Regions from separate parts of the Mus musculus genome. Here all the other regions are linked to region 2. A link is a loop called in an ENCODE intact Hi-C map of the cell type or tissue named here. Cell type or tissue: heart. All regions are shown on one strand. Each heading gives the region's core, and the rest is flanking DNA. Links, peaks and the distances in the headings are about the cores only.

What was found. Peaks named below come from ENCODE experiments on the same cell type or tissue, not always from the same donor. Only the 100,000 strongest peaks of a DNase experiment are listed, where the experiment ranks them.
Region 1: a loop joins it to region 2, with 3 times the contacts of the local background. A loop is called at or near these places in 4 of 42 quality-filtered maps.
Region 3: it touches region 2 in a loop (5-fold over the local background); 10 of 42 quality-filtered maps call a loop at or near these places.
Region 4: it touches region 2 in a loop (2.2-fold over the local background); 4 of 42 quality-filtered maps call a loop at or near these places.
Region 5: a loop joins it to region 2, with 3 times the contacts of the local background. A loop is called at or near these places in 13 of 42 quality-filtered maps.
Region 6: a loop joins it to region 2, with 2.5 times the contacts of the local background. A loop is called at or near these places in 4 of 42 quality-filtered maps.
Region 7: a loop joins it to region 2, with 4 times the contacts of the local background. A loop is called at or near these places in 5 of 42 quality-filtered maps.

Annotation. Positions count from the first base shown.
Region 1 is chr14:105,923,186-105,927,523 of GRCm38, forward strand. No RefSeq gene overlaps it. Among named protein-coding and RNA genes, the nearest start is that of Spry2, 29 kb to the left of the region's middle. In heart, for the core only: a CTCF peak has its summit at 1,743 (motif pointing left); no DNase peak of the experiment used is centred there; H3K4me3 peaks cover 93 bases; H3K27ac peaks cover 256 bases.
Region 2 is chr14:105,311,551-105,315,888 of GRCm38, forward strand. No RefSeq gene overlaps it. Among named protein-coding and RNA genes, the nearest start is that of Gm24207, 37 kb to the left of the region's middle. In heart, for the core only: a CTCF peak has its summit at 2,488; no DNase peak of the experiment used is centred there; H3K27ac peaks cover 615 bases.
Region 3 is chr14:106,498,597-106,502,934 of GRCm38, forward strand. It overlaps Gm29871 (a long non-coding RNA gene), which reads left to right. Exons shown (of 5, transcript XR_874942.1): 3 at 2,337-2,437. Among named protein-coding and RNA genes, the nearest start is that of Gm29871, 14 kb to the left of the region's middle. In heart, for the core only: a CTCF peak has its summit at 2,206 (motif pointing left); no DNase peak of the experiment used is centred there.
Region 4 is chr14:105,472,876-105,477,213 of GRCm38, forward strand. No RefSeq gene overlaps it. Among named protein-coding and RNA genes, the nearest start is that of 4930449E01Rik, 24 kb to the right of the region's middle. In heart, for the core only: a CTCF peak has its summit at 2,289 (motif pointing right); no DNase peak of the experiment used is centred there.
Region 5 is chr14:105,893,263-105,897,600 of GRCm38, forward strand. Spry2 (sprouty RTK signaling antagonist 2) reads right to left here and starts at 3,557. Exons shown (of 2, transcript NM_011897.3): 1 at 3,326-3,557; 2 at 1-539. The coding sequence starts at 488. In heart, for the core only: a CTCF peak has its summit at 1,820; DNase peaks (open chromatin) are centred at 459, 1,959, 2,849, 3,169 and 1 weaker place; H3K4me3 peaks cover 4,000 bases; H3K27ac peaks cover 4,000 bases.
Region 6 is chr14:105,730,355-105,734,692 of GRCm38, forward strand. No RefSeq gene overlaps it. Among named protein-coding and RNA genes, the nearest start is that of Gm35967, 4.2 kb to the left of the region's middle. In heart, for the core only: CTCF peaks have their summits at 2,012 and 2,225; DNase peaks (open chromatin) are centred at 2,057 and 2,757; H3K4me3 peaks cover 2,788 bases; H3K27ac peaks cover 3,236 bases.
Region 7 is chr14:105,395,416-105,399,753 of GRCm38, forward strand. No RefSeq gene overlaps it. Among named protein-coding and RNA genes, the nearest start is that of 5430440P10Rik, 30 kb to the right of the region's middle. In heart, for the core only: a CTCF peak has its summit at 2,204 (motif pointing right); a DNase peak (open chromatin) is centred at 2,336; H3K27ac peaks cover 416 bases.

The DNA of each region.
Region 1 (4,338 bases), core at 180-4,179, 610 kb after region 2:
TGGACTTCCTGTGTTGTCAGTCTTACTCAGTATCTCACCAAGCACTCTTTGTCACTCAGCCTGAGACAGAAAGGGGCGAGATAACAAATCTAGACTGCTTGTGTTGATTTTGTGGATAACCTAAAGGGCTCTCGGGGGGGGGGGGGGGGGCCCACCTCTACTTCGGCAACAGCCTTTCCTGTGACATTGAGCCAGGCTTTGGACATCCCGTTCCTTGGTTTGTGTCAATGAGGAATGAGGACCGCGGTGCTGTGTCCTCTTACTTTATTACAAAGTGCAGTAACTCGAACATTTTTCTGAACATTGAAAGCCCTTAGCAAAGAAAACATAACGAAACGCAAATTACAACCACCACAAGAGACAGACGGTCTTTTCTGTTCTCAGGAGATGGGAAGGAAATCACAGCTCACTAATTACATTCTTTACCTCCAAAAAGAATATGTTGTAGTCATGTAAATAAGGTCTTCCCTTCCGTCATCCTTCCAGTTTCCCCTATTATTATTGTTGTTGTTATTGTTATTATTTGCCCACATCACCATCCTCTTCCTGCAGATTTCCTTCTTCTACGTGGGAGACCTTAACACTTATATGGGGTCAAAGTTCAACAGCAACTGGCATTAGTCAAGAACGTGTCTAGTAGGCACCGAGACAAATAAGGAGATCAACTGAGTGATGGGACTGCATAGCAAGTCATGGTGTGTTGGCTTCAGCAAATTCCCTGGGTTCAGAAATGAATTCACAGAGGTAGCGTTGGCAAGCAGGGTCTCTGGACTTTGGTGTCTTTATATCCTAGGATGCGTATTTATCCGGAGCTCTTTGCAAAGGGATTGGACAGGATGGAAACCATCGAGAAATTGAAAGATTCTTCCTGTTGTGTGGGAGAAAGTATCATATCTATACCTGTAGCCTTTACCTTCCTTTGGTTAAACAATGAAAGTAGGCTCAGTGCACCTGGGAGAGAAACACTGGATCATTCCATTGCATTAGAATTTATAAAATATTCCAAAAATTCGAGAATGTATTTTAATTTCACGTAACAAAAAAAATCCCCCTTTAAGCGGTTGAGTTTATTGCTGCTATCTTGTGTTATGAAGACACTAGCAATATCAATCGTGACTTAGAAATCAGTTTACCTCGTCTTCCTCATGACATCTCAGGAAGGGACCTGCACACGGGCTCCCCATGCATCACGCATGCGCACCGTTTCCATGTGGACCGCAGCACCTGCACGGCAGGGCTGAACTCCTGAGCTCTGCACAGGAAGTACTTATACTACGTGTCCTAACGTTGTGCTTATTTCATTTTTCCTCCCAAAGACGTTATTCGATATTGGGTAGGAAACACTCAGAGATGATCCACATAGGACATATATTCACATATACATATACTTTTTAAAAATAAGTTATAAGACACATTCCAGTCTGTTCATAATATGGATCAGAATAGAAGGTAGATTATTAACTTTGTAAGCATTTTTCCCCCGGGTTTGTTTCGCCTTTATACCAGACATGCATTACTTTTTTTTTTTTTTAACTAAAATGTGAATAAAGAAAATGTTTTGACACTTGTTCAATAAAAGTGACTTTTGAGACAATTTACCAGTGGCAAATAATATTTGTGATTTATCATTTTTGTCAATCATGATAAAGGATCTGAAAATCCAGGAGAAAAGGCTTTTTTTTTTTTTTTTTTTTTTTTAAAGGCACACATTCAAACCCACAATGGTTGTGCTCCCTCTGCTGGCTCTACTGGGACAGTTTGGGAGGATAGAATAATAGCAAAGAAAATTCTGATTTTTGTGTGTGTTTTACATATTGTTTTGACAGAGACGTTTCTCCTGACAGAAAGTTTTAGGTTAGTTGGTAACATTTCCCCTAATATTTAGTAGTGATGCTGAAGCAGGCCTAGATTACTGTCATATTTTAAGTGAATTTCCTTTCTTATGTTAAGTAGAGCATAAAATGTAGCAATTATTTCTCCCCCATATTTTCCTCTGTTTGGGTACAGTCTCACTATATAGGCCATGCTGGTCTCGGCCTCCTAAGTACTGGGATTACAGGTGTGTATCGCCATGCCCAGTTCAAAATACAACAATTTTATTTTGTTGAAAAAAATTTTTTTTTTGTTAAAGATAACCTTGTATAACTAGTTATTGATAATTTGGTGTTTTCATCATTCATTCCAGTGTGTGTGTGTGTGTGTGTGTGTGTGTGTGTGGTATATGAAGATGTGTGTCTGTGTGTGTGTGTGTGCATGAGTGTGTGTATGTGTGTGCACATGTGTGTATGTGGTATATGAATGTGCGTGTGTGTGCATATGTGTGTGCCTGTATGAGTCTGTGTTCATGTATGTGGCATATATATGTGTGTATGTGTATGTATGTGTGGTATGTGCACAGGGACATGTAAAGTACAGCTCAGGTGTGATTGATTAATGACTGCTTGTGAGAATACAGTTTCTTCTTCTACCGTGGCTTCCAGTGAATCTCAGGAAGCAAACTCAGGGTATCAGGGGTGGAAACAAGCACCCTTAGCTTCTGATCGGTCTCGCTGGTTCTGTAACTGAGTCTAACCGTTCATTTGTTTACCTGTCCATCAGGCTCACACCAGAAAATAACCAGATGGGGATGATATCAACATAGGCTATTGCATTTAAGAAACCACTTTGTTAGATAACGTTCGTCTATATCTTCCTGTAGTATAGATATTTGGAATTGCTCAGGTAATATAACTTTTCATGGTCTAGAAATTAGAACTAAAGGTTCTCAGAATTACCCATTTTCTTTCTGGAATGTTGACGTTCACATCTCAGTGATGATCCATAGATACTGTCATTTAACAAATGCTTGCATTACATCACTGAATTCTTTGCTGTATTCTGTTATAACATTCTACACCATGTCTTAAAAAGTGTTCGATGTGGGCTGGAGAGATAGCTCAGCAGTTAAGAGCACTGACTGCTTTTCCAGAGGTCCTGAGTTCAATTCCACTGTTGTGCCTGAAGACAACAACAGTGTACTTACATATATAAAATAAATAAATGTTTTTTTAAAAAAGTGTTTGATGTGAAGCTTGTCTGTATTGAATTCAGCTCCTTCTACTGGTCTTTGCCTTTAGGTGAACATCAGTCAAGTAGCAGGTAATAAATGAGCTGGTTCCTAAAGGATGTGTGCACTCAGCAGGGAGGTTTTGAGGAGGTTGAGAGGCTCTAAGGACTTTTAGAAGAGTCAAAGAGAGAATCACTGCTTCTAGGAAAGGCCAGACTGCTAGGAAAAGGGGTGGGGAATAAGGAAAAGATGGGGGCGCTGTGTAGCAGGGAGGATAGAAACAGCATTTCCTTACCTGAGAAACCCTCCCCCTAAATATTTATCTTTGTGAGGAAATGCCCTAACAAGTAATGACGTAAACAAGTTAACATCCGCAGTTCATTTTCAGACCCTGCAAATCATCACCAAAAAGAAGGTGTGGGTCAGAGGCAGCTAACGTCAGGGAGAAGCGGTTTCAAAAGAAGCAATTCAGCTGTAGCTGCTAGAGTTCTGGCGTGGCATGGGAAGGCTCTGGAATGACTGATGATGTGGAGGACACTAGGGATGGAGCAGAAACAGATCCTTGGGTTTTAGTGCTGAGGAAAAGGACCATCGGGCAGTGTGTCAAGGCAAAGGTAAAATGTGTTCGCTACGGCTGGCTGGGTGATGACGTCATCAGGAGTCAGGCTCTGGAAGCTGGGCTGTGAGCTGTCAAGGCCAAGACTGATTCGATGCTGACCACACTGTGTTGCTAAATTCTTTCATCTCTCATCTGGAAAACACATATGAGAAACACATACGTTTACATACACGAGTGAAATTCGGACCTAGAGGTGTCCCAGAGAACTGCACCAAAACAGCAATGTTAGGAAATATCGTTAGACAGAGATGGGCCATGCCCCTGGCTTCTTAAACCATGTTGTATGGGCCCGCATTTATCGAACCTGCTCACAGAGTGATTCTGCGTTAGAGACTTGAGAGTAAAGAGATGACATAACCTCATTTTCAAACAGCGTTTATGTGCACGGCCAGTGCCATAGAACTGCTTTCCAGCCAGGCAGCGGTGGCCCACACCTTTAATCCCAGCACTTGGGAGGCAGAGGCAGGCAGATTTCTGAGTTCAAGGCCAGCCTGGTCTACAGAGTAAGTTCCAGGATATCCAGAACAACACAAGAAACCCTGTCTTGAAAAAACAAACAAACAAAAAACAACAACAAAAGAACTGCTTTCTAATTATTTATTTATTTGTTTTCAGTTCTGTCTCTTAGGTATTATGTTTTAAGCTTCTTTTTTTTTCCCCCATTTTTTATTAG
Region 2 (4,338 bases), core at 234-4,233:
ATGTCTTTTGTTTTTATGTTGCAACAGTAAAAGTGCAAACTGTTGATTTTTCAACTCATGTATCAATCCCCTCCCCTCCTTTCACATCCTCACCTCTCTTCCCTTCCCCTCTCCCCTTGGTTTTGTTGGTGTAGGAGCAAGACTCTGGCTTCTTGTGTAAGCAGGACAAGCCCTCTCCTCGAGCTCCTTCCCGTCCCACGCTTTACTGTCTTGATGCTTTCAGCTGATGCATTTTTGTTTGCTTTTATTTTGAAGGGTCGTGCTGTCTGCTTCTTAAAAGCAAATCCCCATGATTTCAATGAAAACCACTTTTAAAACTCCAGTCCGGGCGCTGGCAAGATGTCTCTGAAGGTAGTGGTGCCTGACGGCTTGAGTTTGAGCTCCTGAACCCCCATGGAGGAGAGAGAGAGCCACACTTTATAAGTTGTCTCCTGACTTTCACACACATGCAGAGGCATAGGCCGTCATTTGTGTGTGCTCTGCCCACCCAGAAAACAAACCTAAAACCGGAGGAAACCATTCGAGAAGCCATCAAGAAGACAGGCAGGAAATAGAGGCTGGTCTCTCTTTGCAGAGAGCTACTGGGTCTGGTACTCTCCATCACTCTGTCAGTCACACCACACACACATACACACACCCTTCTCTCTCTCCATTTTCCTCCCCACCCCTGTCAGGTGTGTTCACCTTAATTAAATTATCACTTCCGGGACATGAAGAAGCAGTTTCTTCTCTTGGCTTTACCAAAGAGTAGTAAGTTCTACAAATTAGCTTAGGCTCAGATGAATTCTGGAGAGCAGCCACTTCATGTAGAATATGGCGAGTAGCAAATAACCGTACTGGAAAGTGTGGCTTCTGCAGAGTTGTGTGTACATTGTGCAAATGTATTTCTCACAAAATAGGTTGTCAGCCTTCTGAGTTCTGAGTGGTTTGGTTGAGACATGTGATTTGGGCTGTGAAATTCTAATTGCTGTGCATTCATTGAGATCCAGAGTCTCCATTGCTGCCAGGCATTGCTAGTCAGTCATCCTGACAGAATGGGTTGTGATAGAGTATGACGTATTTTTAATTGAAAATAATTTCTTTGTCATGTGGTGGACTCTGACCTGTTTCCTTCTCCTTTATCCAGCCCCTTTTCTTCTTCCACCCACTCCATGCCTTTCACTCTCTTTAGAAAACAGGCTTTTGCCTTGATACGAACAAGATAAAATAAATGGAGGTGGGGAGAAAGTAGGAAAATCAACATTGTGTGTGTGTGTGTGTGTGAGTGTATATGAGCACACACACACACATGCACGCACATACACACCGTAAAGAGAAAATCCAAAGCCATACTACATAAGCAAAAAGCATGTAAGGTGAATAAAAATGCCCAAAGCAATCCAAGACAAAAAGTCTATGGAAATACCACTGAGTTCATTTTGTGTTGGACTTCTCCTCCTGGGCAATGAGACTGCCCTTGAGTGTGGTTTGTCTACCCTGGTTGAGACTCCATTGGTGAAGTGGTTGACATTTGGAGACAGCTTCTGGGGTGTGGATGAGGGCTGTGCTCACTTCCCGGCTCAGCACTGGGACCCCGTGTGGCTTGGACCTGTGCAGACCCTGTGTGTGCTGTCATGGGCTCTCTTGAGTTTGCATGTGCATCAGCCCTGCTGTGTACATAATCAAGGCCATGTTTCCTTGGTGTCTTCCATCACTATTGGCTTTTACATTCTTTTTGCCTCTCCTGAGCCCTGGCAGAAGGGGTTTGATGAAGACTTTAAGTAATAAATAACATCAGCTCACTGACAGCTATGAGCATAAAACATAAGGTTTACTTCATCTTGAGTTATGTGTCATCTGCGGAGGCCAGAGGTGCTGGGTCCTGGGGTCTGTGGTTCATAGGTGGTTGTGAGTTAACTTTTAAACACGTGTTCTCTGGAAGAGCAGCAATGACTGAGCCTTCTCTCCATCACCAAAAGCTTTAACTTTAAAAAGAAAATAGTGTTTAAAATACTTAAAGATATTTTAAATGTGCATTTTACACTTAAAAAGTTTTATTGTTTGACATATGAAGAGTCTTTGAAAAGACATTTCTCTAATCTTTAGAAACTCCAGGGGTGAAACCTTGTTTGAATGATTCTTAAAAGACCTTTCTCCAGGGCAGAGGTTACTAGTCAATGCCATGCGCCCTACATGATCAATTGGAGGTGTTTGCAAAGTTAACATCCCAGACGCAGTATCCAGAAGCCCCGGCCCCGTAAGTCTGCCCCAGTGACAGTCCATTTTCTGAGTTGAAGTTGTGGACTGACGTGTTGCCGGGAGTCCTCGCTCTTTGCACACATGTGATAGAAAATCGAGGAAATTAGCACACGTATGTAAGATTTCAAGGCATATAAAATTAGGTTGTAGGACTTAGGCAGTTTTTAGTTTGAGGCCTTGCCTTATGAATTAGGTGTTGAACACCTTTCTAGTTTTGATACCTCACTACCTATGACGTGACTGTAGAGCCAAATGACCAGAGTGTGGCAGTATTGGGACAGAATGTCACTTACTTTCTCCATTGTGATTAAAAAGAACATGAGTGTTTATCTCCCTCACACCAGCGATTTTTCTGACTGAACACATAGGATTTCTTTCTACTGGCATCTTCCCCTCCCCATCCTTGTAGTTTACAGTGACAGGCAGCTTTGTGTTACGGAAAGGAGTGACTTGGTACTCCAAAACAAGTTTAGACACAATGCTTAACCGAAGCCTCCGACTTCTTGCCTGTTTATTGGGAAGCACAGTCAGGGACCTGAGGTTCCAGGAGACCCAAGATAAGCATCCGTCCATCAAATGGCTGTTCTTCCTGACCTGCCGGTTAGCTTAACATTTACCTTCAAAAGCTGAAATAAGCTATTGTGTGACACCATCATATCTTTAAGTAACTTTGAAAGTCAGGGTGCCTAGGATCATATTAAACTACTGTTTATTCTTCTTTGTTACAATCAGAATTAAAGCAAAAGTTGCTTATGTGACATTTTTGTTTTGCTACTGTTACACATGGAGGCAACAAAGCATTCTAGCTTCAGCTGTTAGGAGGCTCACAGATCCTTCTGAAAAGGGGGCCCTCTGGCCAGCCTGTGGATTTCCTGTGGATTGATGTAACTCTTTTATGTACAAATGAGACAGTGCCCTGAAGTCCTGGATAGGGGAGTGAGTAGGACATCAACACGTTGTTTCTTATTCCAAGCTGGATTTCCTGTGCAGCTTCTGTTACTGAGGGTTAACTTTGGATTTAAACGAACATCTTTACTTCAAAAAGGAAACATTTAAATGAAAGGGTATGTCTGTTAGTCTCCACTATGGTGATAATTCAGGTCCAGTAAACATGGTCAAGTGTGCCTGCTTATGGTATTTGAAGGAATGATGGTTTTACTTGTGTATAAATATATCTTATACTCTATCCCCTGTTTTACCTTTAAAAGTAGTTCAACATGTTCATATGCATCTGCACACACATGTGTATACATACACCCACACATTAAAAAAGAAGTTTCTCTACCATGGCTCTGGGGGAAGTCTTTCTCTTTCCTCCTATCTTAATATTTTCACTCCAAATATCATTTCTGTCAATCCGATTAAGATAGTTCTTTGATTATCAACTTTTATATCTTTAATTTAGTATTTTTCTCAATGCTTACCACAGAACTCAGAAAACTCAGCAATGGGTGGAATCAATTCTGCTACCCGGGTCTCTGTGGATAGAAAGATGTTTTCTGACCTTTAGCTCTTAAGTTTAAAAGAAGTTTCATTTATAAACTGGAAAATGTGTTTGTTAAGGGAGAAGTTGTATGTGTGTGTGTGTATACACACACACACACACACACACACACACACACATGCATACACACATACACATTCATATATCCATATATATGTATATATATATATATACGTATAACCCATATATATATATATACATATATATGTATATATATATGGGTTAGAACAATTGAACTCGAAGTTTTCAGGTACCTTTTGCTTGAAACAGGGCTAAAATTAGGTCTTAAAGAGTAAATAGAAATATGTGGGAGGCTTATTAATCATTAAATGTTTTTATTTTTGTAAGGTGTCATTTTTAGATTTGATATTTACTTACGTGTGTGGGGGTGTATATACATGTGTGTGAGAGTGCCTGCAGAGGCCAGAAGAGGGTCCTAGAGTCTGACACCAGTCCTCTGGAAGAACAGCAGGTCTCTTAACAGCTGAGCCGTCTCTCCAGCCCCTGGTGTATTCTTTACATTTGCTGACAGGGTAGTAGGTTTCATTCTGGCATTCTCACATGCAGCTTGTTTCCGTCGCTCTTTGCTCTTCTTC
Region 3 (4,338 bases), core at 123-4,122, 1.2 Mb after region 2:
GCCCTGAAAGGAAGGTATAGACATCCTCCTTTCAAAACAGGGCTGGGAGTAGAGAAATGAAGGAAAATGCGGCCTGGTAAATTTTGCAATCTAATCGTGAAAAAACCGGGAAGTCTTCAATTTGTTTTGAAGGTGTTGTCTTGTTTAGAAAAATTAAGTCTTGTGCAATCATTCTGTGAGGCTGCATTATGGACGAGGCAGAGGGCGCGCACTGGCACGGACTCTCACTAGAACCCGTTTTCTTGGTTCCTCCCACTTTTTTTTTTTTCATGAACACCATCACACATTCGCTCCTGAGTGAGTATATCAATCTGCTTCGTGCCACTAACTTGAGGGAATTGTCAGCCTCCTTTTCTTTAATATTCCCACTGCTTCTTTCAATACAAACAGGTAACAGTTCTAGTAATGTCCTTACAAGTTTGCCATTTGATATGAATAAGATGCGCTCCGTCAATACAATCTATACCAGCATCCCTTTTACCCATTGTTTTTGTTGGTCTGTACCCGATGCAGAGTTAGTGTTCCCAGAGCGTTTCCTTTTGATAAGACTCCAAGGTCGGTCAACGGTCTGCAGAATGTTCACTATAAAATCCTGGGAACTTTCTCCATGGTGAAGATGTTGTCATATGGACATGGTCTTGTACATAGCACTTAGCTCTGCTTAGGATATTTAGCAATTGGTCTCCTTGGTGACTGGCAGCATCCCTCCAGCTCTTCTGAGCTTTGCATGGCAGTTCTGGGAACTTAAGTCTGGGCTACCCTACTTCTCTCAACCTAAAAGCACTTGAAAGGTGCTTAGGTCAGAGATAACATTGATGGTGTCAGTCTAGTATCACAGATTTAAAATTGCATATTGGAAAAAAAATCTAACCCTCAGATTTTTAATTGGGATGGATAATAATTAGCAGAATATCGACATGATTTCAGAATCGGTGAATATTCTCAAACTTATCAGGTATTCAAAATGAATATGTCTCACTGTTCTCATCCACTCTAGGGGCAGACCCCTGCATTACCACACTCGCCACCAACAGGTCACAAAAGCCATCCTCGCAAATTTATTCTTTCTTACCTGAGAGAAATACGAACAAAACTCCATAGCATTTCTTAAAATCTGCAAATGGCTTTTGCTAGGGAGTAAATGTGTCTAAGAAAATCCCCACTTTATAGGTAGGTTAAAGAACAGGGCTTGTAAGGGATGTCAGAGTGAGGAGTCAGGAGGCCCCATTCCCCCCACCAATGAGATCAACTTTATCCAAGTGCTAACCAGAACAGGCCAGTCTTTCTGTCCCTCTGTCTTTCCCTGTGTGCTGATACAGGTTCCTCCCACCAATGAGATCAACTTTATCCAAGTGCTAACCAGAACAGGCCAGTCCTTCTGTCCCTCTGTCTTTCCCTGTGTGCTGATACAGGTTTCTTTTTGTCATTTGAAAGCAGAGACCAGGCCCTTAGACTCTGCCACTATAGGCACATTACAGTCAAAACCCCTAGCTTTCAAAACTGTTAGAAGTAAAACTCTATAAAGTATGCAGGGTATGAAATGTTTATACAGTAATGCCAAGAGACAAAGCCACCTTTCGTCATAGGCTATCTGTTTTTTTCATAATGCTATAACACTTTCCATATTAAACATGACAATAAATACAGCCGTTCACAATAGTGTCCCTAAAATAGTTTAATAAAGTGCTTGGTATTTGACATCAGAAATGCTAACGAAATATTGGTCATTAACACTATCTGGGCCACGCTGAAATTTTGGTTCTTATGTTTAATGCTTGGCTGGTCTCCTTGACACTCTTGTTAAAAGATGCACCAATCTAGAATAATGTGCTCTTCACTTGAGAGCGTGAGATACAGAAAACAATCATGGAGGACCCTCCCTAATCCTAAACACAGAAACGTAGGCTGATTACACTCAACAGACAATTGCAAGAGGTACAAAACACTTGTTCCCGGCTGTGCTTAGCAGCTGTTCAGGCTTAAGGATCTCGGCCACGATACTTATTTCTGGCCTTTCAGTTACGAGTCTGCTTAGTATTACTTAAAATGCTGGTTTTGGTATCAGAAAAATTAGAATGGAATGAACGTGGAAGCAAGCCCATAATTATCCAAACAAAACCATGATTTTTACAGAGCAATCCCTCCTGTTATTTCCACTCATTTCGAAGCAGTGTTTTAACAGAAGAGAAGGGCGCCCTCTAGTGTTCTAATGAAAGATGAGCAATTACATACGCAATTCACTTCTCAACTTGAACTTGTTTATCTTAGACTCTCAATGAAGGATGCATACGCGTCAACAACTTTCCCCATGTTAACACCGAATATTTCCTTCACAGAGTAAACTGCGAAAGAGTCAGAGGAATGAAAGAAGGTCTCCTTTTCCCACCCTCCTCAGCATCCGGGCAGCTTAAACGGCACCATGATGATGACGTTTCAGGTGACTTTAGCCTTACAGGATGCCTCGTTGTAAGTTAGATGTGTTTCTATTCCCTTCTCCCCACCTCCAACTGTATCGGTCACTCTGTTTCCAGGCTCCCTTCTGCAGCCTTTACCACCACGTTAACAGGCTGGTGTGCTGATCCCAGTACCTCAAGAGCGCGATTGTGCTGTGTTTGGAGATGATGGGTCTTTATAGTTAGATAAGAAGGGTGGGGAACCTGCCATTACTCCTGAGTCCTTATGAGGCGAGGATACAGAGAATCGTGTGTGACGTCACACCATTTGCCATTTACAAGCGAAGCAGAGGCATCTACGGAGAGAGGTCCGTTCCGCTGATACCTTGATCTTGCACTTCCAGTTTCCAGATCCACAAGGAAACATTTCTGCACTTTAAGGAATCTACATGTTTTAATTTGTTGTGATAGTCCTAGCAAGCTCACCTAGAGTTCTCTTCTTGTCCTCTGCGCAGAAAGCTGATATTCTTTTTTTTTCAAAGTATTACTTCTAATTTAGTTTTGAGAAATGAGAACGGAAGTTTAAATATTAAACGGTCAAAATAGAAAATGTGTTATTTTCAGTTTAAAAACTGAATGGTAGTAATAGAAAAAGCGTTATCTTAGCTGTGTGTCGTCCTTCTCTCTCCTGAGCCTTAACTACATCATCCTCTGCCTTCCTTTCTCTACTCCAGTCTCCTTGCACACTACCTCCTAAACGGACAAAACAGACAGATGACAGAAAATACCTCACCTCACACCACATGAATTCCCAACTCTGAAAATTACAGGGGTGTTGAAGTTATAGATATGAATCATTATGTAAAGAGAGCTAGTTGCAACTAAGCTGGACTACCTACGGAGTTCAATGTGCGCTGGACAGCATAGACCAACGCTGCAGCGTGGTTGATATACTCAGGGCCACTCCACTGAAGAACGCTGATTGTCCAGTTAGGACTGATCAGTTCTGAATAACTTACTGAGGAGGGGTGCAACCACACCATCTTTTTACCCCCATGGGTTTTGGGATCTGAGCTCAGGTTTTCATGCTAATGCCACAGTTACTGACTGAACCCTCAGTCTGATTATCATGACATTTTAATGTTCATTTATCACCATCATCACCAAGTGCTGTTTAGTCTCGATTTCCTCACTGGCTTTCTAGTCACTTAAAAGACACATCCATGGTATGTATATGACAGCACTCTCAGGGGGAACACTTGCTCTGAATGTGGACAGGGAAGTCTACATGGCTAGGGAATGGACTGGAACAAAAGGGGGCTGGGGAAGCAAGGTGAACAGAGTTCGGTGACTGCAGACGCTGAACAGCCACTGGGTGCTTCTGCTGCGACACCCTCTCTGGTTACTCACCATATCTTTATGCTGTGAGGTAGAGAAAACCTTATTTCCCTATGTCTTGGTCAGGCGTTTTGTCACAGTAGTAAGAAAAGTAGCCAATGCAGTAATCAAGAGAAAATCACATTATATACTGGACTTTGTAAAATCATTTAGTGGGATATGAATCTGTAGTCATTTACATATAGTTTTTATTTTATAGAAATGTCGTACCCTCCTCTAGATATACCTGATGAGCCAAGATCACTGATGCTCTATTTACACTAGCCAAGAAGTGAAAAGAGTGCAGGCATCTGCTAACAATGAATGAACAATGGAAGTATATGTTCACATAATGGATTGTTATTCAGCAGTCATTAAAAAGAAAATTATGAAGTTCGCAGGTAACTTGCTTGAAGCTGGAAACAAGAATTTTGAGTGAGATAACCTAGACACAGAGAGACAAAGGTTACTACATGTTTTCTCTTATCTGTGGATGCCAGTATTAAATCTACAGCTATGTGTGTTTCATTTAGAATAACCACAAAAGTCAGAGAATTACTAAAGGAAG
Region 4 (4,338 bases), core at 152-4,151, 160 kb after region 2:
TGCCACCACTGCCCAGTGATACATATTTTTAAACACTTTTCCTAGAAGTCACATATGATGTCTTCTGTTTATATATGGCTGTCAGAGCTAGTTCATACAATCAGTCATTGGAAAGTATTTCAGGAGGAGTTAAGTCAGTCAGCTGATCAACAATGTCTACTAGAGATATTAACTGAAAGTTAAGAGTCTCCTCTTTTGTTCTTCTCATTGTCTCTTTTGTTCTACTAGTTCTCAACTTTCTATTCATAGCTGGGACTATGTGTAAGTAGCCAGACTGATGGCATTTATAATTATTGTTTACATTTCATATTAACTTTTAGTTTTCCTATTTTCACATTTATGATAAAGTCAAGGCTTCTCAAGTTTTATTAAATATGCTTAGTTACTTACAGTTTGACACTCTTATTTCATTGATTACTGTCTTGTTTTATTATCTTAGATGGAGGGACTAGTACAGTTGTTGCAAAACCCAGATCATATATAAGCACTATTCCAGTTTTCACCTGGTTACTGAGGGAGATATAGTTTAATTAAATGGGCAGTGGTTCAGGCTTCCCTTTCTGATTAGTAAGCTTTACAAGTTGGTTGATTCCATAGATATCACTTCCAAGCTTCATTAGTTTCTAAAGTCATTTATCTACCCCAAATGTTTAAAAACTTTATTGGAACATACTGAATTGACACTAGGACTATGGAATAGAGGTAATGGAAGTTGGAGCATAGGAAAAAGATGGTGGGTACAAAAAAAGGTGAGCTTGACATCTCTGAGTCTTTGCTAGAAGGAAGAGAAAAAGGATCATTGAAATGACGTTATCATTTATATAAAGTTTCAGGACACTCAGGAGACATATATGCCTAAGGTGAGATTTGATAGAACATTTAGATATCAAGTGTTTATCAAGAGGAAACATGTGGGGCCAGGGAATTGGGGATGGGGGACCAGGCCTGGAACAAGAGGGAGATCAAAGTGTGTCCAAACCCTGGAAATCTGTCCAGAGATCAGCAGTAGGATCTAGTCCTTTCCCTCTGCCCTGGGCCTTCATATCCACTTGTAGCCCTTGCTGGCCTACTTCGCCCCAGTGGAGGAGGTCATGTAGCCAGGTTAAACTTCCTTTCCCCTTATAAGGCCAAGTCCAGCAGCACCAGGAACTTCTCATTATGCAAATGAGGCATCCCTAGTGCACTGGCCCTGTCAACGATGTACACTCACTCCACAGTCCCCGTAAACAGCCGCATGAAAATTAGCTGTCTCACTGAAGAGGCCATCCTCACCACTACCTGCGATCTTTTAGCTCCAGCCTTAGGTCTTCCCCCAGGATTCACCAGTAGTGATCAGGCAGATCCTGCTATATGAGAAGTCTGAATTGCAGAGAATCTCTTAAGCCTAGCAGAAAAACCTAACACTGCACCAAGGGAGTAGGACCTTACCACTCCAGACTGGTCAGGATCTTATCAAATTTACCCTCTGGAGCAATATATTTTGCCAAATATAGCTAACTGTGTTCAGTATATGCTCTTACATATCAATAGCTATTACATATCAATAGCTATTACATATCAATAGCTATTGGAAATATTTTGTCAAGTTCCCAATGCACTTGTATGTACACAGAGACAAGGTAGCTATTGAGAAAGGGAAAAAATGGAAAAAAATTGCCTTCCAAAGTTTGCTCTATCACTTGTCAGCTGAAGCAGGATAAGGAATAACGTAAGAGCAATCTCTGTGTTAGATACATAAAAGTCACTCATAGAAATCATTAGTTTAATTTTCTAACTTTCTAAGAAAGTGTTTCTATTTTAAAAATGTTTAGACAAAAAACGTGTGTGTGAATAATGTACAACGTGATGTTTTGCAATACGCAGGCATCATAAATGGGTAGATCTGCTTAACTAAATAATGGTGGATTAATTCAGATGCATTAATTCATGCAGTAGTCATTTGGGGATGAGTGCTCTTAACACCTACTCTTTGCGTTTGCAAAGAAGCCAGACAGATGCAAAGCCAGGTCAGTCACAGTTACGTGTGCCTGAAGATGTGGCTAACTGGCTGTCTGCTTTTTTGCTTCCTTACTTTGTGAGTGGAAAGGCGGATGCTGTTAAGTTTCTGCCACAACTGGGTGGATTAAAAAGACTATCACTGGTGAAACCAATGTTATTTATCATTTCAACCCTCCCTTTAGAAGAAGTCTGTGGTGACCAGACACTTTTTTTTTTTAAATAAGAAAAATCTTTGTGAGCTACTTCCTATGCTTGTACCAGCCCCAGCCTTTCCTCTTGAGATTGGGCCTATAGGTGGCAGCAACTGTAAACTCTTGAGGTGGGGAGCTCTGTGCCAAAAGCTCTCTTGAAATACTTGGAATAGTTTAAATATTCTTTGATATTCAAAAAATGAAATTTTCTCAGATAAGGAAGTGAAAAACCAGCCTTCAGCTGTGACTTGTGAGTAGATTCTCCATAATCCACATTGCAGAGATTAGACAGGACACAGAGCCTTGACAGGCTGTCTCTAGAGGTTTATTCTGTAATCATGGTTGGGGTCAGTCTTGTGACTGGCATGGCCAGATTGGCTATCTTTTCCATAGAATCATTGTGGATAAAAGATTTTGGGTCTACAACAGCCTATGGTATGGCCATCAAGCCCTTTGTGCTAAGCATTCAATAAATGCTGGGGTTTTAACTCCACGCTCGTATGTTCCACTGATTGTGAATGTGAATCACCAAGATAATTCAAGGTTTTGCAAGTCAAAAAATGATAACTTGCATAAATCAGCATATGACTTAAGGGAAACTTATAGACAATTTCCATTATAGTTTGGGTTATTTTATTAAATTTTTTTTACTTATTTATTTTTGAGGGCATGGAATTTTATCTGGCTTTCAAGGTGAGGAACACTTGTATTTTCAGTGATGTTTTCCAAGGGACTGTCAGTTAGGTTCTATTAGTTAGGAGGAGCTGAGACAATATGAACTTTAGATGTCTGTCTATAAGTGATTGATAAACTATATTTGACATGATTAATCTAATCACACCAGTCATTTTCAGGGTTTATAGTCTTGTGGCTCAGTCCTTTGGGAGACAGTGGATTGTATCAGTTATATTTCAGCCAGCTAGACCCAGCCTTTATGTTTCCCCATCCTGACGATAGCCTTAAATGATTCTCCTTTATCCATTGCCCTAAAATGCTGTAAGGAGTAAAAGATTGCTACTTCAAATATAGACCATTGGCCATTGAGCACAAATTGTTTAAATTTAAGTATTTAAATAAAAGTCAAATACATTTAAAAAATATAATCAAAAAGGGATTTTTTTTGGTAGGCATTATTTAGTTGGGCTATTTCAGTTATGTTAATTCATTGGAAAAAGAAAATAAAATAGTATCACTTCTATAAAGAAAGTTTTAGTATGTGCCAATAGCAAGAGATTCACTGAATCAGAACAGATGGAAAGATGATCCAGCGGCTAAGAATGTGTAATGCTCTACAGAGGACCAGAGGTCAGTTTCCAGCACCAAAGACTGGCAGTTTACATGTACCTCCAGCCCGAGGATCTGACGCCCTCTTCTGGCTCCATGAGTACCTGTACTTCTGTGCACATAGCACACAGACACGCAGACACACACACACACGTTAAAAACATCTTTAAAGAAACAGCTAATAAACACTTGAAACAACAATATGAACTAACCAGGACCCCCAGAGCTTGTGTCTCTAGCTGCATATGTAGCAGAAGATGACCTAGTCGGCCATCACTGAGAAGAGAGGCCCCTTGGTTTTGGAAACTTTATATACCTCAGTACAGGGGAATGCCAGGGCCAAGAAGTGGGAGTGGGTGGATAGGGGAGCAGGGCGGAGGGAGGGTATAGGGGACTTTCAGGATAGCATTTGAAATGTATATAAAGAAAATATCTAATAAAAAATAAAAGTAAAAAAAAAGAAAGAAAGAAAGGAAGGAAGGAAGAGAAAGAAAGAAAGAAAGAAAGAAAGAAAGAAAGAAAGAAAGAAAGAAAGAAAGAAAGAAAGAAGGAAGGAAGGAAAGGAAGGAAGGAAGGAAGGAAGGAAGGAAGGAAGGAAGGAAGGAAGGAAGGCAGGCAGGCAGGCAGGCACCCATGTTATAGATTTCAGGATTTTTTTTTTAAAGTAAGGTATTGACATTTTAGGTTATAAGCTTGGCAATAGCTCATAAATTTTATCTTGAAATACGGCTAAGATGGAATTGAGTGTGAACAACTGAATATCATTTGTACAGTATTTGGCTAAGATTAAAATTAGAGGGTTAACGCTCTCCTCAGCAATTATTAATTTGTGTTTCCTCGAGTTACTGGATAAAAATTACTGAGG
Region 5 (4,338 bases), core at 65-4,064, 580 kb after region 2:
ACGTCACCAGGCTTGAGCTCCGATTTAGGCTGCACTCGGATTATTCCATCAGCAGCAGCAGGCCCGTGGGAGAAGGACGGTCCTAACAGTCTCTGTTCCGAGGAGCTGCTGCTGGTACTTGTCCTTGTACTGCTCCGAGACCCTGAGCTGACAGTGCTGATGGACCTGGACAGAGGGGCCCGTGAAGAATGGACCTGCGAGGGCTGGAGCCTGGGAGGCTGGCGGTGCTCCGGCAGACCGTGGAGTCTTTCATGTTTGTGCTGAGTGGAGGGGCGAGGAGCAGGCTTGAGCCCAGGTCTTGGGACCACAGTAGGGCCCTCTGTGTACTCATTGGTGTTTCGGATGGCTCTGATCTGATCCAGAGACAAGACGTGTACCTGCTGGGTAAGGGCATCTCTTGGATCCGGCTCCCCGCGCTGCCTGCCACTGTCATGGGCTGTCTGCAGCAAAGGCTGCGACCCGTTGCCACTCTGAGCTCTGGCCTCCATCAGGTCTTGGCAGTGTGTTCACCCCAGCAGGCTTAGAACACATCTGAACTCCTGGGGAAACCAAGAGGAAAGAAAATGGTTTACACTCTAAGACTTCCCGTTCTCCACCCACCAGACTTGACAACTCTTCCACTTCCCTCATCCTCTAGAGAAAATGGGACTTGGAAATGCGCTGGTGGTGGCTGAGGTAGGAGAACAGCTAATGGTCGAGGCATGTTCTCAAAAGTGAAAATTAAGGCTAGGCCCTGACAGTTCTGCAGTCTTAATAAGAGCAGAAACGCAAAGCTAAGCTCTACCGATTCACTGAATGCTTCACTCAAATAAACATGCAATTTAGAAGGCTCCGGCCGGATGAAAAAATTGTCAGGAAACGCTGGCGCATAACTGCTGCCAACAGTTTCACAGGTATACTCTTCAGATCTTGAAGTAGGTTTAAGTTTGTCGCGATCATTTTTACATGAAACACCAACAAATACCTACAACGTATCGGTCAAGTCTTTTTTTTTTTTTCTACATCACACTTGCACCGTGAGTGGTCTAATCCCTATCTTTTTCCAATCCCATAGGACGGCTGTGATTAAAAAGAACATTTCAAGGGCAATTAAAGCGGAGTTTTAAATAAATATTATTAGCATAAAGTTATATAATTAAAGTAAGTCATCTCGAATTCCATTAGGTAGCACGTGAAAATAAAGTCCTAAGACCACAACTTGTACATCAAATATTCTACAGACCCACATCCTAGGCGTCTAGCCTTAGGTTCCGAACCACAAGTCATTTTTTAATAAATAAAGCATGCACACACACACACACACACACAAAAACACCCCATGATTTTCTCATCTTGAAAAATACCCGAGAGCACAAAGCAAGTAACTGCAACAAGAAAAGTTTTAGGAATCTGAAATGTCACAGTGGAAGCCTATGATCCTGTCAAGTAAACTTAAAAATTACAGTCATGCTTCGATTTAAGTACCATCCCATCCCCTCTCCCGAGTCCACATGAAAATAAAGGAAAATAAGCAAAACCGGATTTTTTTTTTTTTTTAACCCAACCTCTGCTTTTTGGAAAAGGACAGCGAACAAGGCAGGTGACAAACCAGACAGAGCTGGAAACCGGATCTGCTCACCTCCAACAGCAAGGTACACAAGGCTGTTCTTCGCTTTCAACCCGTTTATCGGCTCTATCTGCGCCCCCACACAGTCCCCAGCAGGTGGGACTCAGCTAGAACCCCGGGGGACTTTTCTCCAGGCGGACTGACGCTGTCCAGGGGCCAGCCCGGCCCCTCCCGTGTACAATCTGCAGAAGCTGAGGCAGGCAGGGGGCGCGGGCGCCTCCGAAGGGGACGTGTCATGAAAGGCACGAGCACACTTTCCCCTCCTCCACCCCCGCGGCTAAAATTTCCCCCAACCCAAGAGGAACTGCCATCCGGCCCCAAGAGGGGGAGCCACTCTAACACGCCCACCCCCCCGCCGCAAGGTCACCACAAGGTGTTTCTGGGAAGGCCCTCAAAACGGCCGTCCTCACTAGTTTCCAAAGCCGACGGCCCGAGGAAGAGCCGGGCTTAGGGCGCACAGCTTGCACCCACACTCCCAGAGCGACTCCACGGGGCAATGACCTAAGCAAGCACTGCCTGTAATCTGCACACGCCTACCTCCTTTTAGATCAGAAAGAATAAGACATACTTCTTAAAACGAAAGAAAAATAGCTTCATCCAGAGCCCCACTGCACCCGCCAGGCATACACAACTATGAGCCCCGGGGATCGGAAACTTTTCCGTGAGGACCTGCTTGCTGTGCAAAGTAGCATCTTTTGGAAGAAAAAAAAAAGTTGATTTCTACAGATCCCTGGCCGCCTCCAATGCAGCCCCCCCCCCTTCTGCGCTCTCCCAGTTCCTCTCCCTCCCCCTTTGAGTGCTTTGAAACCCCCATTAAGAACAGTGTGTGATCAGACTAAGGATTAGGGGGAAAGGACTTCAGCACTAGGGTGGGGCAAACCGACACAGAAACCCCTTTGTAAAAAAGGCGTTAAGACTCCAAATCTTAAAAACAGTAACACAAAAGAGGGAAGGGGGGAAAAAACTAGCCTTTTTTATTTTGCCACCTACTTTCAGGTAATGGAAAACGATCGCGACCACTTGATATCTCTTCCTGTGCTAAGTCAGCCTCAGTGTCCAAATATATTAAAAAAAAAAAAAAAAGCGTGACCTAGGCCGACCACGAAGAACGGAAAAAAAGAGAAAGCTGCACTTCCGAACCGCAGAGACGCGGCGCCAGGCTGGGCGACGCTCCCACCCGCACCGGGCTAGACTGTCCACACCCGGCAGAGGCGGGGACTCCCTCCGCCTGGCACTCTCGCCTCCGCTCGCCTGCCGGGTCTCCTGGCCCGGTGAGGTGGAGAGGTGAGAAGCCCAGTACCGCAGCCCCACAGGCGCCTCCGCCTCAGGATGGCTCTTCTACAACTTAGCCTTCAAACGAATGGAGGAACAGGTTAGCAATGCCAGAGCCTGCAACAGCGACCTAGAAAACACTTTGTGTTTTCCCTCCCTTAAAGCTCTCGGCGACTGAATCGTCGCCAATGCAGGGATAGGAGTAGAACGCAGTGAAGCGGTCCTCCGCCCCAAACCCCTTACGAGTGAGCTGTCGTGGGACGGGGGATACTGCATAGGCGTACCCTGTAGCCCGGCCATGGCCGAACCCCTGTTCTAGGCGAAGGAGATCCGCGGGGTAGTTCCCTAATGCTCCCGAGAAGCAAGCTGGTTTAGTGGAGAGAGGAACCCGGACCCCACTCCCGGCCGGCTATGGTTCCAGAAGGGGAAAAGCCAAACGCTCCTCACCGTGATCGCGGCTTTGCACCAACCCCTCTCCCTTGAATCCTCTTCTTCCAGCGATGTGCAAATAAATCCAGTCCTGATGCAAACTTTTTCCTTCTTTCCAAACTCTGCTTCAGTCCAACTTCCAAGCAATCGGTGGATTAAAACCACGGGGAAATTTTGGAACCCAGTCCTCCACCGTTGGAACCCTCCCGGATTCCGGGATAGATGACCTCCCTTCCAGAAGCGCACGCGGAGTATTTCCTTTTTCCCCCCTTCTCTCTCTCCTTTTTTTTTTTTTCTCAATGAACAAGAGGCCGAAGCGGCAACGTTGGCGAGTCTCTTTTTTTCCTGGTCGATGAGAGAAAGCGAGGCGAGCACGGCCTTACAAAGAACCTAAGGCCAGCTCGCCAAGACCCGGGGGCCCGGGGCTGCTCCCAAGTGGAGGCAGGCGCGGGGCCGAGGGCCGGGCCGGGCGCGCGCGGGGGCCTGGGCGCTGCGCGCTCCGCCGGCCCCTCTCCTCCGCTGGCGCTGCGGCGCGCAGCTCTCGCTCGTGCAGACTGGGCGTTGCGGAGGCGCGGCGGCGAAGCCGAGGCGGGGGTGGGGGTGCGGAGGGGGTGGAGGCGGCGGGGGAGGAGGGTCTGGGGCCCGGCCGGGGATGGGGGGGGGGGGTACGGGGGGGGAGGGCGCCGCTGGCCTGCGCCCTCGCCTTTCCGGAGGAGGCAGGGAGCTCTGCAGCGGCCGCGGCAGCAGTAAATGGCGTCATGTGGATCCGAGGCGGAACAGAGCAGTTGTTGTCCCAGAGGATATATCGCATCCGGTCCCAGCTCATTGGCTCCGCGGGGCTACATTCACTCGCGCTCCAGCGCCCGCCAGCGCTCCGAGCCGCAGGAGGCATTCAAAAGGGCAACCGCGCCGCCCCGCGCGTCCCCAGCCGCTCCTGCAGCCCCGGCGCCGTCACGCGGGGCCGCGCGGGCCGCCGCGGGGTCAGTTTATCTAGTTTCAAGGAAACACTGACCTTAAAGGGTCCCCCCCCC
Region 6 (4,338 bases), core at 275-4,274, 420 kb after region 2:
TTGGTCAACAACCAGCATAGCATACCATTTTAGTAAAACTATAGAAAACATTTAACACAATGATATAGACATATGCATACAATTACATGAAAATAGGCAAAAGTTATTGTATAAGTCTATAAAGGCAAAAGAGAGGTATACTTGTATAAATCAACTACCATCAACAGTACTTACAGGAATAAAAGAGACCTACATGAGTGAATGGTAAGCAGATATGCCAGCCTAAGACTAATGTAAAGTGCTAGAAAATTATATAAGTTTTGTATGTTTAGGCTATGACGTGTTTCTTTCTCTTTTTTTTTTTTTTTTGCCATTTTTTTAAAATTAGGTCTTTTCTTCATTTACATTTCAAATGCTATTCCAAAAGTCCCCCATACGCTCCCTTGGCTATTTTTTTAATACAATTTATTGTTAAGTACAGTTAACATGTTGAGCAACCTGAGTGGGGAAGAAACTAATAGAAAGGGGGCTTTAGTCTACAGGTACACAGCCAGACAGGGCGAGTCAGTGCTGAAAGAACTCTGTTTGGAAATAGGCTGCTTGCCCCAGGCTTCAGCCACAGGCCGCTTAGCTCCACCCACACACACCAGCTACAGCTATGCTTTAACCCTTAGTGGGCACTATCACACAGTATTCCAGAAGGTATAAGAGCGTTATGTTTCTTGTTTCTTTGCACATTCCCAACATAAGTTTTGTCTGGGTTAGGTAAGAGGACAGCAGAAACACCGTTGGTAAGGTACAGAGAAATTACTGGCTGTAGTGAATCCTGACTCAAGGGCACAATGACTAAACATAGATCCAGGTCCAGGGCTCAGAAGAGATAATGGTTATGAAAAGTAGTTGAAGATGCCCAATATAAACAAAGTGCATCTAAGTGCTGGTATCACAGGTGGCAAGTAGGGGAGCCGGCCAATGCAATTATCATTCCTTAAAGGAACGAGACTGTATCAGGCAGGGCTTGTGCATTTGGAAAGAGCATTAGCAGAGCTAAGTACTTCATAAAGCCAAGAGACTTTGAGCTCTGAATCTCTCCCAGCTCCATGGAAAATGCAATCACCAGAGAGTTTGTTTTAAATATAAAATCTAATGAGACAGCTATGAGGATAATAGATCTGCCTTCTCCTCTCCAAGTTTTATTCAAAACTCATCACATAGACTTGGGGTAAATGACACACCTGAAAAGCAAAGCAAGCACACGCTGCTCTGTAGCAGGAACCCACCGGCAAGGGCTCTCAAACGCTTCCCTATGGAGATCTAAGCTGTAAAAATTAGTATTTTTCAACTCCAAAACTATATATGCAAAAACATTGGCTAACACTGTAGGGCCATGACTATGCTAGAATCTGATCGAAAAATAGTACAAAATTCCCCATATGGTGAAGGTCTCAACATTCTATTTTTAACAGATTTTGGAAAGATGGGTAGAAAACATATTAAATGCCTTCTCTGAATGGCAGTGCTGTGTCTGAATGTTTCTATTTTTATACTTCTATGCATATGTGTCATCTAATTCACATTTTTTTATTATCCTTTAGGGGAATGAAACAAATTTTCTACAAATTAAAATTCAGAAATGGACATATTTCTATTTCACCAGAAATGAACATTCACAATCCAAAACTCTAGCAGCTTCGCAGGCTTCATTTTTTACTTGCTGAATTGCTGTAATTATGCCAGGATATTTTTTGATATTTCTTCTTAAACGCGATGAGAATTTCTCTTTGAAACAAGAGGCTCCCTGCCCCCCCCCTCCCTTACCCCCAAACAGTGCCTGTGCTTTTTTTTCTGGAATCCAAATGAGATGCTTTAGCCAATGCTGATTTCAAAGGCTCCAGAAAAACAGCCTCCTCCAGCCCCTAGCCAACGCAGTCGCTGTGGCTTTAAGAGTAGCGTTCCGCCACCCCCCTGAGCCCACATACTTGTCCTCTTTGCACAGAAAGTGCCAAGCAGTGACATCTACTACAGTTTCTAGGACACGGTGCTCTCTGCTATACAGGGAGAAAAAGAGAGAGCGCGCTGTGAGAGAGAAGGCAGGCAGGGGAAGTGAACACAAACCCAGCTACATTCCCAGCGGACAGGCACTTCCCATGCAGTAATCCTGACCTGCTGTTTATGGCTGTTTGGCTGATAGGAAGCCCAGCTCCAGCGAGCTCTGGGGCCCAGCCTCCCCCCCTTGCTGTCCATTAATCATGAGAGGCTGTTACGAAGTGTACACAGAGTGGGAGTTCTGCCTAGAGTGGCCTCTAGCTGTCTCCAGCTCAATGAAATGACCCTGTGTGAAAACTTGTTTTATGAGAGATTGGTTTATTTGTAACTAAACTACTTCCTCCGTTATTTGATAAGCTCAAATATTTGCTGGTGATAGTCTGAGAGTGTCACATTTATTATCCTGTTTCTGTGGTTGCCTCACTCCTTTGGAACCAGCTCTGTTAACCCTTGGAAGGACAGCCCACGCCATCTTTCAGTTGGTCAGCATTATGTCAGACCAATTAGGATTTGTGACTCAAAGAGGGAGACTGTGTAGTTCCAAAACCACACGGACAACTCCAGAGGCAGAAGACTTTGATAAAAGTCCCCTAGGATTCTGAAACCACCATTTAAAAAAAAGGAAGGGCAGGGCTTCTGACTTCCTAACATAAATCTAAGGCCGTTCTAGACACATTAGTATTCCTGAAATGACAACTTTAGATAGGTCGGTGTGACTTCCTGTAGTTCTCCAGACCCCCAAAACGTCAGCTGTGTAAAGCGTGTGCGTTCTCAAAATGCTTAAAATGTCGTAGCATTCGGTGCTTTGACGCTTTGCCTGTTAGAGTCTGAGCTCATTTGCATTTGGCAGGACTTATTTCCTGCTTCCAGAGAAGGGGGGCGGGGTGGGGGGTGGAAGCCTTTGCTTGCTCTCTCAAAGGCTCAAAGGGCTCTCTGGACATATAAAACTATGTTTCCAAGAATTAAATGAACCAGAATGAGGCAGATCTCTTTTGGAATGAAAAGAAATACAGGCTTTTGTTACATGCAACACATTTGGAAAACCTAAATGGAATATCTCTCTTGACAAACCCACACTGGGACTGTTTTTGCAGCTCTTTCAGTCTCTGGTCAGCTACACGGAGTTCTCAGTGAATGCAGAAGAGGCTAAGGAAATAGCCACTTACGTGTGGCAAAATGTTCCAGCCTTGCAGAGATTTTTCCCAAAATCATTAGACCCACCAAAATGCTTTCCATTTGCCAGGCCTTCACCTTCCCCATCAGAATTTCCACAGTCCTCCAGCCTTGCAGCCCAGCTGTCAGTACCTCCTAAAACAGCCAGCCGTTTGTAGCTGAAAATGTAACCAAGTTTATACACTTCTAACCCAGAGAGCTCCCTGACGATCAGGCAGGAGAAAAAGAAAAACAAAGCAAAGTGGAGCAAAGCAAAGACGTTTTACTCTCAACTTGTTTCAAGGTCACAACAGAACACCCATGCAAGCTCCTTCCATGCTCATAAAAGAGGAGAATTTGGGCCAGCTAAGGCCTGTGGGAGGGCACATAAAGAGGGACCTGTACTGGGAACACAGCCTGGAGAGACCTTTTCCATCATGTGAAGGGGCATGGCTCAGGGTTCCACCTCTGGTTTCTTTTAGATCTCTGCAGGTAGCCTTTCCCCAAGACCCTGCCAATGGAACAAAACTTGGCCAAGTGATGACTAGAATTGTAATTATCTGAAATATATATATATCAAAATATAACTATATTTAATATGTTGAATAGATTTTATTATTAGTTTTCTCATTCTTTGTGTTTTTACGATTTTAAAATTGAGCTTTAAAAAGGATGAAATATCTCTCCTCTTAGGCATATTTTCTTTCCTGCCTTTCCTATTTTGAAGTTAGGGATTGAACCCAGACCCTCACATCTTAGGCAAGCACTCCACCTCTGAGCCACTTCTCCAGTCTTCCTCAAGGTTCCTGCCCTGTTAGAGTTCCTGTCTCTGTTTTCAATGATAAACAGTGATCGATCGGGAAGTGTAGGCCAAAACCAACCCTTCCTCACCAAGTTGCTTTGGCCGTGGTGTTTCGTCACAGCACTAGCAACGCTAACATTAAAACAATGAGTTACCTCAAATATAAGCAGGCAGTATTTGTCCTTGTGTGATAGCTTATTATAGGTAGCATAACGTCTTCAAGTTTCATCCATATTACAGGGTGTCACAATACTTCCTTTCATAGGAGAACATTCCATGGAAATTGTTTGCACTTTGTAACTACAGTGAACAACAAGTCAAAGGTCATATTGGTGGAGGCAGATATATATCTGATAACAGATTTTATTCAAAGTGCGTGAACAAATCCTACTAGCAAT
Region 7 (4,338 bases), core at 275-4,274, 84 kb after region 2:
TCCAACTCCTGGAGATCCTCTTCTGACCTCCAAGGGGATCTGTGCACCTCTCTCTCTCTCTCTCTCTCATAAATAAATAAATAAATAAATAAAAATTTAAGGCTATTAAGACAAAACCCATTTTATTCTCATCTGAGGTTTAAAACACTAGTGATCCAATCTCCAAAGTTTATATATTTCTAGACTCAGAGAAATTTCTTAAGATACAGAATAATCTACCAGATTTTGTTCTTGCATGTTCAGACATATGCAGTGAAAAACTCTATTATCCAAAACAGTGGAAAAATAATTTCATAAGCTTCTGGATGTTGAAGTTATTACCTGAAACTTGCATACTTGAGATATACAAAGATTTTTTTCAATTGAGTAGCGTTTTGGTTTTTTTTTTTTTCTTAAACTCATGGTACATAAGTGGTACATTATAAGAAACTTTAATGATGGTCCCACAAACAATTATAAAAGTCTTTATTCCTAAAATACATAGATCTTATTGAAGTGGAAGAGCGTAGATTTGGAAATGTATTTTCCTAAATCACATACTATGTCTATCCTGGTACCAGTGTTTACTCCTCAAGAATGTCGACAGCAAAAGATAAGACAACTGGCCTTAGCATCCAATGAGAATAATAGTTATTCTCTTGGTTTAAAATGAAATGTAGACTCTTGATTTAAACAGAAAACAAAAGACAAACAACTCTTAGTAGTCAGCATTCACCACTAACCATCTGATTTCAGGAACATGTCTATTAAGTACCCGTGGTAAAGGAAATAGCATTGTCTCTATTTAGACCCCTTACCCCTCTGCAACTCTCCTCTGATCAGTGAAGCCAGGAAGGAGAGTAAGGAGGGAAGAGCCATTCCTGGATGTCTCTGACTTGAGCATAGCAGCACCTCCGCAGATTCTGAGCTCTTTGACAACATCTCTGTGTCCTGCTCTGTGTCTTGGATCTTAGGCCTTTGGCTTCCTTGGGCGTGAAGACCACCTAGAACTCAGTCAACATTTTGAGAACTCCCCTTGCTCCCGCGGCGTCTTTTTGTGGGCATTTCTTTGTCCCTATCCTGTACAGAACGCACGGTGGCCTGTCTTCCACTGCTTGCCCATGCATCGGGCTGAGTGTGTGAAAAGGACACACCTGTCCTGTTCTGCCTGTAGGAATGATATTGCCTCTCAGGTTCGTTTGTGCTGATGCTTCCCCCACCTGGATGCTGTCTCTAGGTTACTCGGGCCTGAATCAGGAACAGCCCACTCCGCTCCTCTGTTTTCGGAGGACACAGAGAAGTTCTGAGTGTGCTATCCTCAGTCTCTATACTGGGCCTCAAGGCTGAGACGCAGCTCTGCTTTTCTATCCTGCCTTCAAAATGGGAGTGGATGAAGACATCACACACACCTGTTGCCCCTAGGGAAACTCTCCCCAAATGTTCAACTCCTTAGTTTTTCTAATTTTAACTTTTTTTGTGGCAAATAGTGGGCATGAGGGGTGAATGTCGCAGGCTGATTCCTTTGCTGATTCTGACATACATGGACATGGAATTATATTTTTTTTTACTAGGACAGTAATTGTCATTTTCTAGCATTAAAAACTTAGACCAAAGTAGTTCCATGCTAAAAACCTTTCATGCTTACATTTTAAAACATGTTAACTTGTCCAGACCATGAAAAGAAAAATATCCCCCAAAGGAACTTCTGAGAATTGACATTAAATATTTGCTTTACATTCTCAATGTTTGCAGGAAGCAAATTTTCTGTGCTTTTAAGTTTATTTTCTGATTGTTTTTGCTATTTTAATGTTACATTCTGCTCCAAGAATGTGGTCTTAATTGACAACATGTGTCTTTAGGAAGTCAGTTCAGGGGACCAATTATGTTGTAAATCACGGATTACACTGAGTCATGTTTCATCCACAAAATTCCAAGTTGGCGCTCAATGTAGAGACAATAGAGATGAGCATGTAGAGACAATGGAGATGAGCATTGCTTTGCACATGGAACTCCGAAGAGTCCTCAGGGAGACTAATACTTTCTTGGAGGCACAAGGTGTTGCTCTCTGGTATTCTTCACCGTAGCTGTGAAAAGAAAGCAAACACTTGTCCGCACTTTCTTCCACTTTCCCACCCTTGGCTTCCCCTAGAAATAAAAAGGTCTTCCATGTTGAATGAAACCTTAATCCGGGTTCCAACTCTGTGAGTCAGTAGATGACCACCAGGGGGCAGTTATGTTAAGCTTGTGGGCTTCCGTCTGCGGGCATGGGGACTTATGGAAGGTTTCAGAGCAGGATAGTGACCTGCTCTGAAGATGAAATTGGCAGGCAAAGTGAAAGAGAAATAAAGGCAGAGCCAGATCCCGGGGCTGCATGACTCTGAGGAGAAGTGGTGCAGCGGCCCTGGGGAAGATACATCAGCAGAGAACAGCATTCTGAGATAACGCTGGAAGAAGTGTTAAGGGAGTTGGAGGGTGGGTGGCTATGGAGGGAGACTAGACACGGAGAGCAAGTTTTCTGTGCCTGGGATGTTTATTTCGAAGATGATAATTCTGAGTTATTGCTGCTTAGGCATTACCCCTTTATATGAAATCCATTTCGTTGAAGTAAAATTAATAAAAATTTAAAGTGTATTTTTGAAATTGTCATTCTTCAAAAGTCTCCTAGAATACTTAAAGTATCAGTCTCTGACATTTGTGGAGGATTCAGGATTAAAGTGTCAGCTGGTTCTGTGCGAGCATGTGTGTGTGTGTGTGTGTGTGTGTGTGTGTGTGTGTGTAGAGGAGGGGGGCAAATGTGATGTCTGCCTTCCTTTGTTAGTTATCATGTTTTTCTCCTTTATTAAATCACAGATAGTTGGAGAAAGAGGGCCCCGATCTGCCTTTCTAGTCTGATTTACAGTCACTAGCCAGTGGAGAATTATGGGTACATGTCTCAGGAGACCTTTGTGTTAATACATAAATCCACATTATGTCAGAGCACTTACACCTCGACATTTTAACAGAATGGAGAGTAAATGCAATGTTTGCCCAAATATCAGTGAGTTCAGCCCATGATGGTGTTGCATCTTGGAAAGTTTTCGAGCAAGCCCCTGAAAGATGGAAGCTAGAAACCAGACCCTGTCAAACACTGCTGTTAATGTGACCCGTGGATTCTGACGTTTTAAATTTCAGTTTTGCAATTTCTTTTTCCTCTGTCCTTTCACTGGTTCAGCTCTAGCAAAAGTAGATGATGTCAATTACAAAAATAAACACTGAAGCTTGAGGGGTTTGCTATTAGAGAACCTGAAGTTTTGATGTAAGATTCAAGATAAAGAACATCACGCCAGACTTTCCAAATTATGTAATTGGTTCTTAGCAAACAAGCACTTAGGATAAAAAAGTTTCAAAAGCCACATGTGTCTGGTTTCTCTATTATGGTGCCCTGGAGTTTTAAAGCCACCTTCCCCAGGTCCCCACCACACTGATGCGTATTTTCCTGAAGAGTGTCCCTTTCATACAGTTGCGACCACGTGTGTCGTGGCAGTCATCCTCCATGGGATTTCTGATTCACCTTTTCCCACCACCTTGAAAGGCTCTGTCAATCATGAGTTTGGATAAGGCATTCTTTTATATTTTCTAAAATATATTCAGGGCTGCGGAGTTGGCTCAGTAGTTAAGTAGTGTGTTGTACAGCTAGCAACAGTGAGGACCAGAGGTCAGCTTTCTGGCATTTACATCAATGCTGGGGGGGGGGGGGGAGTGGGAGGGGTCTGCTAGTAATTCCAGTGCCTTTACAGCAAAGTCACAGATCCTAGGAGTGAGCTGGACAGCTAGGCTGGCTGAATGGACAACTTTTGGTTTTGAGGGACCATACCTCAGTGAATAAGATGGAGAATAATCAAGAGAAATTCCTTATGCTAACTTCAGGTTTCCACAGGCATGTGCACACACATATACCTCCAAACATATGCAAACGATCACATATGCATATACATTACACACCACATAAACCCCCCCCCCCCATATAGGAAAATGAAGCACAGTCAGAGAATAACCCTTGACAATCCCCCATGATCTCTTCCTTGAATCACTGTGATTGCCTCTAGGCAGTCTCCCTGTATCCACCACTGCCTCTTTACAGCCTGCTTCATAACCTTGATGCAAGGATTCCGGATCCAGCTTATGTCAATTCTTGGCTGAAAATTCTGCCATGGCTCCAGGTTTCAGATTTTAAAAAACTTTCTTTAAAAAAAAAAATAGCTTTACAGCCCTCCTCCTTTCTCTCTTCCCAGTTCCACTTTGGGTACCACCCCACCCTGGAGCATCTTAGTCCCAGCAGGTCTAGGCACATCCTCTCCCAATGAGGCCCAACTAGGCAGT